2 separate regions of the Homo sapiens genome follow, and region 1 is linked to region 2. The links are chromatin loops, found by intact Hi-C in ENCODE. Cell type or tissue: MCF 10A. All regions are shown on one strand. Each heading gives the region's core, and the rest is flanking DNA. Links, peaks and the distances in the headings are about the cores only.

Region 1 (7,616 bases), core at 1,183-5,182, 940 kb after region 2:
TAAGGTTTTCCTTTTAATAAAAAGCAGCCCCCAAATCATTTTCTTTCCTAACAAAGAGCAGCCTGTAAAATTGAGCTGCAGACATAGACAAGCAAGCTGGAAGCTTGCACAGGTGAATGCTGGCAGTTGTGCCAATAGAAAAATACTACATAGGACTAGGCATGTTCCAAATGGCGGCTTCATCTTCCCTTTGCCAGCTAAGTGTACAGTAAGGAGCAGACAAGATGGCACTGGCCAAGTAGAAAGCCCCTTTGCAAAATAAGATTAGGGTGGGGCGACCAGCCTTCCTGCGTGCTATGTAAATGTCACACCTGGTCGAACCAATCTGTGGCCCCTATGTAAATCAGACACCGCCTCCTCAAGCCTGCCTATAAAATCTGCTGCAGTCCGCCACTTGTCCCATTTTTGGACGCCTCTCTTGCAAGAGAGAGAGCTGCTCTCCTCTCGCAAGAGAAAGAGCTGCTCTCCTCTCTCCTTTCTTCTGCCTATTAAACTTTCCTCTCCTGAACTCCACGTGTGTGTCCCTGTCGTTAATCTTCTCCGTGTGAGACACCGAACCCAGGGTATTTACCCCAGAAAACAAAGCCGCGTCATTAGCACCCTGTTTTCAAATAACTTCCTTAACTGAATTAACTGAGCAGACTTAAAGAACAATAGGCCATTGGCAACTTCAATTTAGAATCTCACTCTGCTTTGTTTTTCTTAACAAAGAAAAACTTTATTATGGAAAACTTAAATTTTATACAAGTATAGTGAGAACACTATAATAAAACCACCCATGTACCCAATATTCCATTTCAACAATTGTCTGTTCATGGCCAATCAAGTTTTATTTATACATCTTCTACCCCCCCTCCTGCCATTTTTCCTCCCCAGCTTATTTTGAAGCAAATTCCCAGACATCCTATCAACTTATCCCTCATTGTATTTTTGAAATCAAAGGACACTTTGATCTCATCTCCTCCTCAAACAATCAGCAGCAAGCCTAGCCACCTCCACCCATTCCCCTAAACTGCCTTTGAAAAACCCGTAACCTATGAGCTTTGGAGGAGATTATTTCAGTACTAATTCCATCTCCCACATGGTGTGGCCAGCCTCGTGTCTACTTAAACTCTTTCTTTACTACAATGCTGAAACCGCCTTTGCAAAATTATAACTGAGGAAATTATGACAGTGAATAAAATCAGACCTAATCAACTCCATCTTGCTTCTAACCTTTAGGCTGTCTTTGTTCATTCCTGGACATAGGCTGAACTAACTTTGGGAAAGAATTCAGTTCATGGTGTGACTCTGAAACAAAATTGATAGCAGCCCTTTCCCAAAAAGACCCCCTTCTTGCCTGGGGACGAGTCTGCCTCTGCAGGACTAACAACTTAGCTAGTGGTTAGAAATTATAGTTTAGGGGTTGTGCAGCCTCTGGCTCAGAGTCTGAACCTCCCCAAATTGCTCCTTGGGATAACATCACTATTGTAAAACCTAAGATCAGCGCTTGAGATATTTTGCAGACCCTGCACTTGATGGATCAGCTGACACCACCCAGACCCGTAATCTGGCTCAACCAGTTCTGCCATCCTACCCAGGAACAAAAGACAGCAAGAAAACCTCACTTCAACCCCCTATGATTCCATCTCCAACCTGAGCAATCAGCACTCCCCACTTCTCAAGCCCTTACCCGCGAAATTATCTTTAAAAACTGATCCCTGGATGCTCGGGGAGACTGATTTAATAATAAAACTCTGGTCTCCCACACAGTTGGCTCTATGTGAATTACTCTTTCTCCATTGCAATTCCCCTGTCTTGGTAAATCGATTCTGTCCAGGCAGCGGGCAATGTGAACCCACTGGGCGGTTACAATGCCCCGTGGTCTTTCTTTGTGCAGCAGGCAGGAAGAATCCCTTGAGTGGTTACAATAATATGAACTGAAATGGTTAAGATTAATGCTTAAAGTACACCCTTAAATTTATGCAAGAATCTAGAACCCAAGGAGCAGGAAAAATAGTTGCTCAGTTACACTATACAAGAAGTTTGGCCAGGTGCAGTGGCTCACGCCTGTAACCCCAGCACTTTGGGAAGCTGAGGCTGGTGGATCATGAGGTCAGGAGATCGAGACCATCCTGGCCAACATGGCGAAACCCCATCTCTACTAAAAATACAAAAAATTAGCCGGGCGTGGTGGCGTGCACCTGTAGTCCCAGCTACTCAGGAGGCTGAGGCAAGAGAATCGCTTGAACCCGGGAGGTGTAGGTTGCAGTGAGCCGAGATCATGCCACTGCACCACTGCACTCCAGCCTGAGTGACAGAGTGACAGAGCGAGACTCCGTCTCAAAAAAAAAAAAAAAAAAAAAAAAAGAAGTTGACGCTTTCTGTGGCTTCAAATGGTGCAAGCTATGAAAGCTCTTTGAAAAAGCTGCTAAGTGTTATATAAATACAAGTTATTATTACTCAAATTGATTTTGTTAAAATGCTACCCATCATATAAATGCAAAAAGCTATGAAAATAGTCATTTTGGACGACTTTTAGTATCATTTTTTTGTTTTCTTTTAAAGTCAATAAATATCCCCAAACAAACAACTGCAACTAATCAGGATTCCCTCTGATAAAACTGATTTGACATTAAAATGAAATTTCAAAACCTTCTAAAAGATATGGGGAAAGCTTGCCTTAACTGTTCTTCCTTTCCATTGATTTCCAGTCCTGAACTGAAGGAACAGTGAGTGATTATCTCATGTCGAGCACTGTGCTGTGTAAAGATGAAAAGATCATGCTCTTTCCCCACTCCCACAAGCTTGCAATCTACAAAGAAAAACTATTTAAACAAATACTTCTTTTTTTGTTACCTTTTAAAAATTGTGATAAAACATATATAATAGTTATCATTTTAACCAGCTGTAAATGTACAAATTCAGTGGCATTAAATACATTCATAATGTTGTGCAACCATCACCACCATCTGCACCCAAAACTATTTCATCATCCCCAACATAAACTATGTACTCACTAAACAATAACTCCTCCTCTATCCCTTAGCCCCTGGCAATCTCGCTTTTACTTTGTCTCTGTGTATTTATTTGCCTATTCTAGATACCCCACGTAAGTGGGATCGTACGGTATTTGTCCTTCTGTGACTGGCTTATTTTACTTAGTATAATTAAACAGATTTTTCTTTTCTTTTCTTTTCTTTTCTTTTTTTTTTTTTTTTTTTGAGACAGAGTCACGCTCTGTCACCCAGGCTGGAGTGCAGTGGTGCGATCTCGGCTCACTGCAACCTCCGCCTCCCAGCTTCAAGCAATTCTCCTGCCTCAGCCTCCAGAGTAGCTGGGAATACAGGCACCCACCACCATGCCCGGCTAATTTCTGTATTTTTAGTAGAGACGGGGTTTCACCATGTTGGCCAGGCTGGTCTCGAACTCCTGACCTCAGGTGATCTGCCCACCTTGGCCCCTAAAGTGCTGGGATTACAGGCATGAGCCACCGTGCCTGGCCATAAACAGAAATTTCTTAATCAAAGCTGGACACAATGACGGCCTTGATTTAGTGCAATGGGAATATGTGGCGCAGGGGCTCTAAGTTTCAGGAAAGGGTGGCATCTGAAAAATGTATTGTAGGAGAGAGACAATTTAACAGGGAGGCAAAGGCAGAGGGATGGACAGGGGAACCTTCCGCGATGATGAGGAGGTGGCAGGGGATGATGAGGCCCCAATGCTGAAGAGAACAATTGGAGTCAAAATGGGAAGAACTTTAGGTTTACTCAATAAACAATTCCAGTATCAGGGGGATGTGGGCAAACAAGTGGAAAAGGCCTCCTTTCTTGCTCACAATCGAGTTAGAATGAGACATAGTAATTTTTGGGAAGATGATGGCAAGTACAATGCAAAGTCAACAGAAAGGATGTGTGGGCTCTGCCTTCAAAGGGAAGCTTGTGATAAGACAAGGCCAAGGGCATGGCCGCCAGCCAGGAGAGCTGTACAAACAGATGAGTGAACACACATGAGGCCAAGGCACAGGGCCCTGCACAAGAGGCTGTTGGTCGGGGGTGGGTCTGAGGCCTGTTAGCATGGCATTCAGAGACATCTGGGAAATGACCCTTGACTCTGCTCCACAGAGAGCCATCCGGAAAGCACTGAGGCATGGCAGGCTGGGGCTGACGGCCAGGGCCATGGTCATGCCTTGAGGACTGCCCTCCATTCTGCAATCACACTGTCTGCATGACACCAAGGCTGGAGGCCAATGACGCCTGGCCTAGAGGAAGTTTCTCCTGTACATCCAGACTGACTCTCTAGGGCTAGGGGGCAGGAGGGCTCCAGAGGGCCTGACTTCATCCTCACCTTCACCCTCTCAGTCATTCTCCTCCACACTCAGTGGTAGATTGCTTGTAGTGGTCCAAAAGTCTGGACCTCTATCTGTGCCCCAGAATGGTGCTGATCTCACTGTAGGGGACCCTGACTCTGAAGATTTTCTTTTTCTCCTTTAGACAAAACAAAAACAAAACCCCACAAACCTCAAACCTGTTTTTCTGAAAGAAAGCCAAGAGTATTTCTGAACTTCCCATCATTCCAAGTCTGCTATTAATATTTGTCAATGCACTGGCCAAGCAGATGCCCAGGGGATGCAGCAGGAGGTGGGGCTAGATGAGGATTTGAGATTAATTTGGGGAATATGAACTTCCAAGAGACTGGAAGCCTTTTGGATATTATTCCATGGGTACAGGAGAAAGCAGTGATGGTTTCTGATGACTCTGACAATGGAGTACGGGATGGATGGGAGTGAGTGGAGCCAGGAAAGTCAGTGAGGAGGTGATTCCTTTAACCAACCTTCATTCAGTCTATCACTCTTTTATTCTTTTTGTCATTAAGATATCAATTGAACATCTATTAAGTATGAAACATGGTTCTAGGTTCATTGGGGAACAGAACAAAGCCCTTACCCTTATGGAGCTCACATTTTAGTAGGGGATACAGGTAATAAACAACAAATGTAATAAACAAGTCAGTTGTAGAGACAATTTGAATATGTCTAGTAAAAAGTGGAGCAGGGTAAGATGAATTTGGAGTGCCACTTGAGAGAGGGTATTATATTTTTAAATATATTGTTCACAGGAGGCCTCGCTGAGAAGATAAAATTTGAGCAAAGGATTGGAGGAGGTAGGGAATTAGTTACATGGCTATCTAAAGGAAGGACATTTCAGGCGTGGGGAACTGCCTGGGCAAAGATCCTGAAGTGGGCGTATGTCTGGCATATTCAAGGGATAGTAAGGAGGCCAATATGGCAGGAGTAGAGTGAACCAGGAGGAAGGCAGTAGGAGATGAGGTTCACAGGTAATGGATGACAGATCAAGACTTCTGGGCTACTGCAAGGGTTCTTTCTCTAAGTTAGGGTTTCTCAGTCTTGGCACTGTTGACATTTTTGATCAGATGACTCTTGGTTGTGGGGGAATGCTGTGTGCATTGTAGGGTGTTTAGGAGCATCGGTACTGGCTAGCATCCAATAGATGCCAGTTCCACCCTATACCAGAGTTGTTACAACAAAAAATATCTACAGATATTGCCAGATGTCCCCTGCGGGAGGGGAATAGGGTTACCACAGGTTGAAAATCACTGCTCTAAGTAAAAAGGGGAGACAGTGGAGGTTTCCGAGCAGAGCAGTAACATTTTACATTTACATACAGTAATTTACATTTTTAAAAGATCACTCAGGCTGGGCGTGTTGCCTCATGCGTGTAATTCCAGCACTTCGGGAGGCCGAGGCGGGAGGAGAGGATCACTGGAGGTCAGGAGTTCGTGACCAGTCTGGCCAACATGGTGAAACCACGACTCTACTAAAAATACAAAAATTAGCCAGGTATGGTGATGCACGTCTGTAATCCCAGCTACTCGGGAGGCTGAGGCAGGAGAATTGCTTGAACCCAGGAGGTGGAGGTTGTAGTGAGCTGAGATTGCGCCACCGCACTCCAGCCTGGCATCAGAGTGACAGAGCGAGACTCCGTCTCAAAAAAAACCCAAAAAAACAGAAAAACATCACAGCATGTCCTGTTGAAAATTGCCTTGGGGAGTAGAAACAGGGAGGAACAGGAAAGAAGCAGGAAGTAGGAAAGAAGTAGGAAAACCCTTTAGGGATAATCCAAGGCTTGAACTAATCCAGAGATGTCACAGTGGAGGTGGTAAGAAGTGGTTGAATTTTGATATATCTTGAATATACAGCCCATAAGATGTGAAAGAAAGGAGTTAAGGATTACTGGAAGATTCTTGGTCTACACAACTGGAAAGATAAAGTTACCACAAACTGAGATAGGGGAGACAGTGGGAGAAACAGGTTTTGGGTGGGAAATAAGTAGCTCAGGTTTAAGCATGTGGAGTTTGAAGTGAAACTCCAATAATCTGAGTAAGAGAATATGAAGCACTGAACTGGGCAGTGACAGTATAGTTGGACAGGGTACTTGGTATTCAAAGATAGCCATTGTGATTTTTAAAATGTAGGGTCTGTCACTCAGTTAAAGGAGAATAAAAGGAAGAAGTGGAGGAAGATCTCATTTAATGGCTGGAGTGATGCTAGCAGTAAGACGAGGATGAATCCCTGTACAGAAAAATAGAATTTGTTAGGCCGGGCACAGTGGCTCACATCTGTAATCCCAGCACTTTGGGAGGCCGAGGCGGGTGGATCAAGAGGTCAGGAGTTCCAGACCAGCCTGGCCAAGATGGTGAAACCTCGTCTAGAGATTTTTGTCTAAAAATACAAAAATGAGCCAGGCGTGGTGGCGGGCGCCTGTACTCGGGAGGCTGAGGCAGAGAATTGCTTGAACCCAGGAGGCAGAGGTTGCAGTGAGCTGAGATCGTGCCACTGCACTCCAGCCTGGGCGACACAGCAAGACACTGTCTCAAAAAAAAACAAACAAACAAAATCCCCCACAAACCTGTCATGAGAAACAGGGAAGGGAAAGATGATGGCAGGTCATACCTCTAATCAAATGGGATTTTTTTTTTTTTTTTTTTTTGAGACAGGGTCTCCGGGTCAGGTGCAGAGGCTCACGCCTGTAATCCCAGCACTTTAGGAGGCCGAGGAGGGTGGATCACTTGATGGCAGGAGTCCCAGACCAGCCTGGCCAACATAGCAAAACCCCATCTCCACTAAAAGTACAAAAATTAGCCGTGCATGGTGGTGCAAGCCTATAAGCCCAGCTACTCGGGAGGCTGAGGCAGGAGAATCACTTGAACCCAGGAGGCGGAGGTTGCAGTGAGCCGAGATTGTGCCGCTGCACTCCAGCCTAGGTGACAGGGCGAGACTCCGTCTCAAAAAAAAAAGAAAAAGAAAAACAGAACGAGATGGGGTCTCTGTCACCCACGCTGGAGTGCAGTGGCACGATCTTGGCTCACTGTACCCTCCGCCTCCCACGCTCAAGTGATTATCCCACCTCAGCCTCCCAAGTAGCTGGGACCACAGGCGTACCACCACGTCCAGCTAATTTTTGTATTTTTGGTAGAGACGGGGTTTCGCCATGTTGTCCAGGCTGGTCTCGAACTCCTGGCCTCAAACGATCCACCCGCCTCAGCCTCCCAAAGTGCTGGGATTACAGGCGTACAGGCGTGAGCCATGGCGCCCAGCCCTCTAATCATATTGGATT
Region 2 (7,616 bases), core at 1,774-5,773:
CATAGTAGGTGTATATATTTGTAGGGTACATGAGATATTTGGTACAGGCATATAATGCATTATAATCACATCAGGGTAAATGGAGTATCCATCACCTCAAGCCTTTATCCTTTCTTTGCAATACAAACAATCCAAGTATACTCTTTTATTTATTTAAGAATGCACAATAAATTGTTGACAATTTTCAAGCAAGGAGATATTGTGCATGGGTGCCTCTGCAGCACTGGGCCTCCCTCTGCATCACATTGGTGGTGACATTGTTAATTGATGCGAAGTGTCCATTCTTTAGCTTTGGTCCTCTCAGTATAGCCTGTAGAGAGGTGCAAGGAGCCAAACGGAGGCCAAAGGAACAGCCTCTATCATGGAGGCCCAGTGCTGCTCAGAGGCCAGGGGTCCCTGATTAAACAGGGACAGCTTGCCTGGGACCCGAAGTCAAGGTGGGCACAATTCTCCACCTCCTCCTATTCATTGTCTTTTTTTTTTTTTTTTTTTTTTTTGGAGACAGAGTCTCGCTGTGTCGCCCAGGCTGGAGTGCAGTGGTGCGATCTCAGCTCACTGCAAGCTCTGCCTCCTGGGTTCATGCCATTCTCCTGCCTCAGCCTCCCGAGTAGCTGGGACTACAGGCGCCCACCACCACGCCCGGCTAATTTTTTTTTTTTTGTATTTTTTTAGTAGAGATGGGGTTTCACCATGTTAGCCAGGACGATCTTGATCTCCTGACATCGTAATCCGCCCACCTCGGCCTCCCAAACTGCTGGGATTACAGGCATGAGCCACCACACCCAGCCCTCTTCATCTCTCTTGAGACCCGACTCTTGGGGGTGGCCCTGCAAAGAGGACTCCCCTCCCCCTCCCACAGCAGCTTGAAGTAGTATCACATGCTTGCCTCACATTCGGTGATGGCTGATGGCTGAGTGGGGCACATGAGGGAGACCTTGGTTGCTCTCGGAAGTACAGGTCCAAGGGGGAATGAGAGCTCCCTGGTAGGTGTGACCCAGTGGACTCACCTGTACCACCTGCTGCCCAGTGACTCCTCCCCTGGGAAGACCAGCTGTGAGTGAGCCGTAGGAGTAACCTGTGATACTGACCCCAGTGCTGCTTCCTTCCGGGGGCAGAGCTGATGTTGTCTCTTCTGTCTATGGAGGAGGGAGAAGGGGGTGAAGCCAAATCTGCTGTTCTCAAATGCGGCTCTGCCTGCCTGCCTCTGACATCATCTCTACTACTTGGTGTGCTGTCATCCTGCTTTCTGTTACCCGCATCCTCTTTTTTTTTTGGAGAAGAAGTCTGGCTCTGTCGCCCAGGCTGGAGTGCAGTGGCATGATCTCGGTTCACTGCAACCCCTGCCTCCTGGATTCAAGTGATTCTCCTTCCTCAGTCTCCTGAGTAGCTGGAACTACAGGCGTGCACCACCATGCCAGCCTAATTTTTGTATTTTTAGTAGAGACAGGGTTTCACCGTGTTGGCCAGGCTGGTCTGGAACTCCTGATCTCAAGTGATCTGCCGGCCTTGGCCTCCCAAAGTGTTGGGATTACAGGCATGAGTCACCACGCCCGGCCCGTTACCTGCATACTTTATGGAGAGGTGGTGTGAGATACAGACAGCTGTGAAACCTCCAGAGCAACATAAAATAAAGTAGTGAGTTCAAGGGTTAGCAGCTTGAACTATTTTAGTCACCTTTTAGTGACCTTTTATCAGCTATTTTAGTCATCTTTCTAGAAAGTTACCTTCCCTGTCAGTTTTGACTTCTTAGCTTCTTGTGCATTATTCCCACACATAGCCTGTTTGTGATCTAGTTTCTCTTGTACTCTTTACAGATATGTGTTCTTTTTGTTTTTGTTTTTTTTTTTTTTTTTTTGGAGACAGAGTCTCGCTCTGTGGCCTAGGCTGGAGTGCAGTGGTGCGATCTCGGCTCACTGCAACCTCTGCCTCCCGGGTTCAAGTGATTCTCCTGCCTCAGCCTCCTGAGTAGCTGGGATTACAGGTGCGTACCACCACGCCCAGCTAATTTTTGTATTTTTAGTAGAGACGAGGTTTCACCATGTTGGCCAGGATGGTCTCGAACTCCTGACCTCAGGTGATCCACCTGCCTTGGCCTCTCAGAGTGCTGGGATTACAGGTGTGGGCCACCGTGCCCGGCCACTCTTTGCAGATGTTGATATTCAAGAGAGATATTCGTCATCATGGTAACATTTTTCTAAGGTGTTTGGGGAAGGGTTTGCTTCAAAGCCCTAAAACACCTTCAGCCCCAAGATGACATTTCCACGTACCTAATACCAAACCAGATATTTTTCATGTTCTTTGAACAGATTTCCTGACAAAAGCAACACTAAAAATTGTGTCTCTAATGGTAAAATGTGATCGAGTGTCTTCTGTAGAATGGAATTTTTCTCATAAAAATGATCTAAATGGCTAGTAATATTTTAAATCGTTCTCTCAGCACCATTCTTCAGGCATGCCATGAATAACCAGACTTTTGTGGGTCAGCTGGGAATGTAACCATTTTAAATGTAGACACTTTGAATGCATTTTCTTACACAATGTCACCTTACAAAGTTAATATTGGAATGTTTCCTACTGACACGCAGAATGCATTTTTTTTATACAATGTCACCTTATTAACCAATGTAAGAATAGCTCATGTTTATGAGATTGGGATAGCTTTTCAATTTTTACTTTTAATGCTTTTAACTTTTTCTCTGATATACTTGAATTTTTATCTGTATCTGCTTGTGTAAAACAACGTTGGGATTTCTGTTTTTGTTTTATGAGACAGTGTCTCACTGTGTCGCCCAGGCTGGAGTGCAGTGGTGTGATCATAGCTCACTGCAGCCTTGGTCTCCTGGGCTCAAGTGATCCTCCAACCTCAGCCTCCTGAGTAGCTGGGATTGTAGGCATGCCCCACCACGCCTGGCTAATTTTTGTATTTTTTTGTAGAGACGGGGTCTAACTATGTTGCCCAGTCTGGTCTCAAACTCCTGGGCTTCAGTGATTCTCTCGCCTCAGCCTCCTGAGTAGCTAGGACTACAGCTGCTCCCGAGGATTTAAAAAGTGCCTTGGAGTAAGAGCAGCAGCTGCCATTGTTCTGTTTGTGATGTTCTGTTATGTGCATATAACCTTTGAGTTTGTTTTCTTTCCCAGGTATGAAAGGTTACAGAAAATATGCTCCATAGCCCTGGTTGGCAAATACACCAAGCTCAGAGACTGCTACGCCTCTGTGTTCAAAGCCCTGGAACACTCAGCCCTGGCCATCAACCACAAGTTGAATCTGATGGTGAGTCCTGGCCTGGTCTTTTGGCTATCTCAGTAATTCATGCCAATAGCACATGTTCCAGAGGGGCAAGTTTTGTTAAAGGGTCCCTGAGATCACCTGCAGGACTTACGATTCACCAGAAGAACTCACAGGACTCATCATATAGTTATACTCATAGCTAAGATTTATTATAGCCAGACAATGCAAAGCAAAATCAGCCAAGGAAAAGTCGTGCAGGGTGAAGTCTAGGAGTAACCAGGCGCAAGCTTCTAAGTGCTCTCCCCTGGTAGAGTCCAGTGAGTTGTGATAATACATGCAAACTGCCATTTACTAAGGAAGCTCATTGAAGACTTGAAGCCCAAGGTTTTTACTGGGGGCTGGTCACGTAGGCACCCTCTTCTTAGCACTTCCCAAAATGCCAGCCTCCCAGAAGGAAAGCATGCAGCAGAAACCATGTTGTCTGTACAGACACTTTCAGCACAGTGAGCTTCTCCTATCAGTTCTTGGAATGATGGGAACCCTCCCAAAATCAGAGTTTCCAGAAGCCAGTCAAGTCTCAATCTTGTAGCAGGCCTTTCCAAGGGCAGCAGCCAGGCTTGCTGTGTAAACGGTTTTCTTTTTTCCTTTTTTGAGACACAGTCTCCCTCTGCCGCCCAGGTTGGTGTGCAGTGGCATGATCTCGGCCCACCGCAACCTCTGTCTTCACCGTTCCAGCAATTCTTGTGCCTCAGCCTCCTGAGTATCTGGGATTACAGACTCCCGCCACCATGCCCAGCTAATTTTTGTATTTTTAATAGAGACGGGGTTTCACCACGTTGGCCAGGCTGGTCTCGAACTCCTGATCTCAGGTGATCTGCCCGTCTTGGCCTCTCAAAGTGCTGGGATTACTGGCATGAGCCACTGTGCCTGGCCTGTGTAAGCTGTTTTCTACATGTAGGTTTAAGGCACATTTCTGAAAGTAGGCTTTGCACATTCAGATGAATGAGCATGCTTGTCATGCTCGTTTAAGTACGTCGTAATTGCCTAACAGGAAAATAATAGGACATTTTTTCCCTTTAGCATTGGAATGGAATCTAGATTTTTTAAAATACTATATTCCCCTCTCTAACATGGAGGAATGATAGCTAGCAAACAGTGATTATTTGTTTTGGAAACTCAGTATTGTGGAATAACAGAGGCGTAGTTATCTTATATAGCTTGAGTATATTCTTCCATATAAGAACGGAAGTAGTACATGTTTAGAGTAAAACATTTAAACAAAGCATAAGCCAGGCGAAGTAGTTCACGCCTGTAATCCCAGCCCTTTGGGAGGCTGAGCCAGGTGGGTTGCTTGAGCTCAGGAGTTGAAGACCAGCCTGGGCAACAATGGGAGACCTCATCTCTATAAAAAAAACTTAAAAAGTTAGCCGGGTGTGGTGGCATGCGCCTGTAGTCTCAGCTAATTGGGAGGCTGAGGCAGGAAGATCACTTGAGCCCAGGAGTTTGATACTGCGGTGAGCTATAATTGCGCCACTGCACTCCAGCCTGGGTGACAGATTGAGACCCTGTCTCCAAAAAACAAAACAAAACAAAATAAAGCATAAATCTAAAATGCAGAAAGCAGATTCCTCCTCCCTGAAATCCCACTTGTTACCAGTTGGATACGTATATTTATATATCTATCTCACATTTATATTTAATGATATTCAGTATGAGTATATCATTGTTTAAGCAAGTCTTATCATCTTGACTTAAATGGCAAAAACTTTGTATAATGAGTAAAAAGATCCATTTATATGTTAAAGAAATTTAATGGCTTCCACTTTGACACTAGCTTAGGAGAACTAGCTGCTGTTTCTCTCTCCTCTTTTTAGCCTCCTTCTTTCCTAATCACTTTTTAAAAATTTTATTTTATTATTTTTTAATTAATTAATTAGTTAATTACTTTTTAGATGGAGTTTTGCTCTTGTTGCCCAGGCTGGAGTACAGTGGTGCCATCTCAGCTCACTGCAACCTCTGCCTTCTGGGTTCAAGTGATTCTCCTGCCTTAGCCACCCGAATAGCTGGGATTACAGGCATGTGCCACCACGCCCAGCTAATTTTTGTATTTTTAGTAGAGATGGAGTTTCTTCATGTTGGCCAGGCTGGTCTCGAACTCCTGACCTCAGGTGATCCACCTGCCTTGGCCTCCCAAAGTGTTGGGATTACAAGCGTGAGCCATCGTGCCTGGCCTATTTTTTAATTTTTATAGAGACGGGGTCTCGCTATGTTGCCCAGGCTGGTCTCGAACTGCTCAAACAATTCCTCCTGCCTTGGCCTCCTAAAGTGCTAGGATTACAGGCGTGAGCCACCATGACCAGCCCCTAATCACTTTTTACTTTTGGCTTTCTAAGGAATAGTTTACTTCCCATTCCTCCCACTCCTTCAAGTCGCCCGCCCCATTATGTAAAAAAAAGAAAATGGCAATGGAAAAATTGCCATGACATATACATTTTATAAAGCCTTTAGAAATTTGTATCTTAAAGTTTATTTGAATAGTCTTTTTTTTTTCTTTTCTTTTCTTTTTCTTTTTTTTTTTTTTGAGACAGGGTCTCGCCCTTTCTCCTAGGGTGGAGTGCAGTGGTGCGATCTTGGCTCACTGCAACCTCCACCTCCGGGGTTCAAGCAATTCTTGTGCCTTAGCCTCCTGAGTAGCTGGGATTACAGGTGCCCGCCACCACACCTAATTTTGTTATTTTTAGTAGAGACAGGGTTTTGTCATGTTGGCCAGGCTGGTCTTAAACTCCTGGCCTTAAGTGATCCACCTGCCTCGGCCTCCCAAAGTGCTGGGATTATAGACGTGAGCCACTGTGCTTGGCCAGGAGAGTCATTTTTACAGAAGAAATACTAAACTAATATAGATAGAGAGGGACTGTTATATACATAAGAATTGGTGCACATGATGCTTCATCTGATAGGATTCATTGACATTAGCTTCTCCTAAGTACTGTTTGAATCCTGGCCTTGTCATCTTCCTTCTAAGATTGGGCTGCATCTGTCTATCTCTCCTGGTTTGCTGCAGCTGCAGCGGCTTCCGGGCTGGTTTCCAGCTGCCAGTCTTCCCTGCCTTTGCCACACTCTACCAGAGTGATCATTGTAAAATCTTTCTCGGTTCTCTCTGTTCCTGTCGTCCCTTTACTTAAGATCTTTCAGTGGTGTCTCAGTCTGTTCAGGCTGCTGTAACAAAGTACCATAGACCAGGTGGCTTACAAACAACTGCCATTTCTCTCTCACAGTTCTGGAGGCTGGAAGTCCAAGATTAGGGTGCCAGCATGTGGCCGGGTTCTGGTGAGGGCCCTCTTTTGGGTGCAGAGGACCAACCTCTGGTTATATCCCCATGTGCGGAAGGGGTGAGGGAGGTCTATGGGGCCTTTTTTATAGGGGCACTAATCCTATTCCTATGTGCTCTGCCTTCTTGACCTAATCATCCCTCAAAGACCCCACCTACCTCCTAATACCATTCCTTTGGGAGTTGGGATTTCAACATAGGAATTTTGGGGGAACACAGACATTCAAACCATTGCAATTGGCTTCAAGTGTCAAGTCTGTGTCATGGCTTCTCAGCCTCGTCCCTTGCCTTCCTCCAACCAATCAGGTCTGTCCTCTCGCTGGGTGGGGCCTTTTTTGAGGGTCCCAGAGTGGCTACCACTTTCTCTCTTTTTCCTCTGAGGTTTCATATAAGTGGTTCCTTTGCTGGAGATTTCTTTTTTTTTTATTTATTTTTATTTTTTTATTTTTTGAGACGGACTCTCACTCTGTTGACCAGACTTGAGTGCAGTGGCACAATCTAAGCTCACTGCAACCTCTGCCTCCTGGGTTCATGTGATTCTTCTGCCTCAGCCTCCCGAGTAGCTGAGATTACAGGCACCTGCCACCATGCCTGGCTAATTTTTATATTTTTAGTAGAGACGGGGTTTTGCCACGTTGGCCAGGCTGGTCTTGAATTCCTAACCTTAGATGATCTGCCCACCTCGGCCTCCCAAAGTGCTGGGATTACAGGCATGAGCCAATGCGCCCGGCCTGCTGGAGATTTCATACCCTTCTCCCCTCCTCTCTTTGTCTCCTGCTGCCTCCCATCACACACGTGCTTATCTTGCTTCTGCTCTCCTCTCGGCTGGCTTCTTGAACATTACCTCCCCAGAGCTCTTCCTTGACGTCAATCCTTCCTGTCTTTCCTCCAGTGTTCAGTTCTAGTGACGTCCTAGTTGCTTTTTTTTTAAATTTTTTTTTGAGACAGTGTCTCACTCTGTCACTCAGGCTGGAATGCAGTGTTACAATCAGGGATCATTGCAGCCCGGACCTCCCAGGCTCAAAGGATCCTCCCACCTCAGCTTCCCAAGTAGCTGGG

The links. Peaks named below come from ENCODE experiments on the same cell type or tissue, not always from the same donor. Only the 100,000 strongest peaks of a DNase experiment are listed, where the experiment ranks them.
Region 1: a loop joins it to region 2, with 9 times the contacts of the local background. A loop is called at or near these places in 1 of 110 quality-filtered maps.

Annotation. Positions count from the first base shown.
Region 1 is chrX:15,740,756-15,748,371 of GRCh38, reverse strand. The region is part of intron 1 of CA5B (carbonic anhydrase 5B); the gene reads right to left. The region is part of intron 4 of CA5BP1-CA5B (CA5BP1-CA5B readthrough); the gene reads right to left. Among named protein-coding and RNA genes, the nearest start is that of CA5B, 6.3 kb to the right of the region's middle. RefSeq lists an enhancer at 341-1,202. In MCF 10A, for the core only: no CTCF peak of the experiment used is centred there; a DNase peak (open chromatin) is centred at 3,001.
Region 2 is chrX:16,678,749-16,686,364 of GRCh38, reverse strand. CTPS2 (CTP synthase 2) reads left to right here. Exons shown (of 19, transcript NM_175859.3): 9 at 3,139-3,271. Among named protein-coding and RNA genes, the nearest start is that of CTPS2, 30 kb to the left of the region's middle. In MCF 10A, for the core only: no CTCF peak of the experiment used is centred there; no DNase peak of the experiment used is centred there.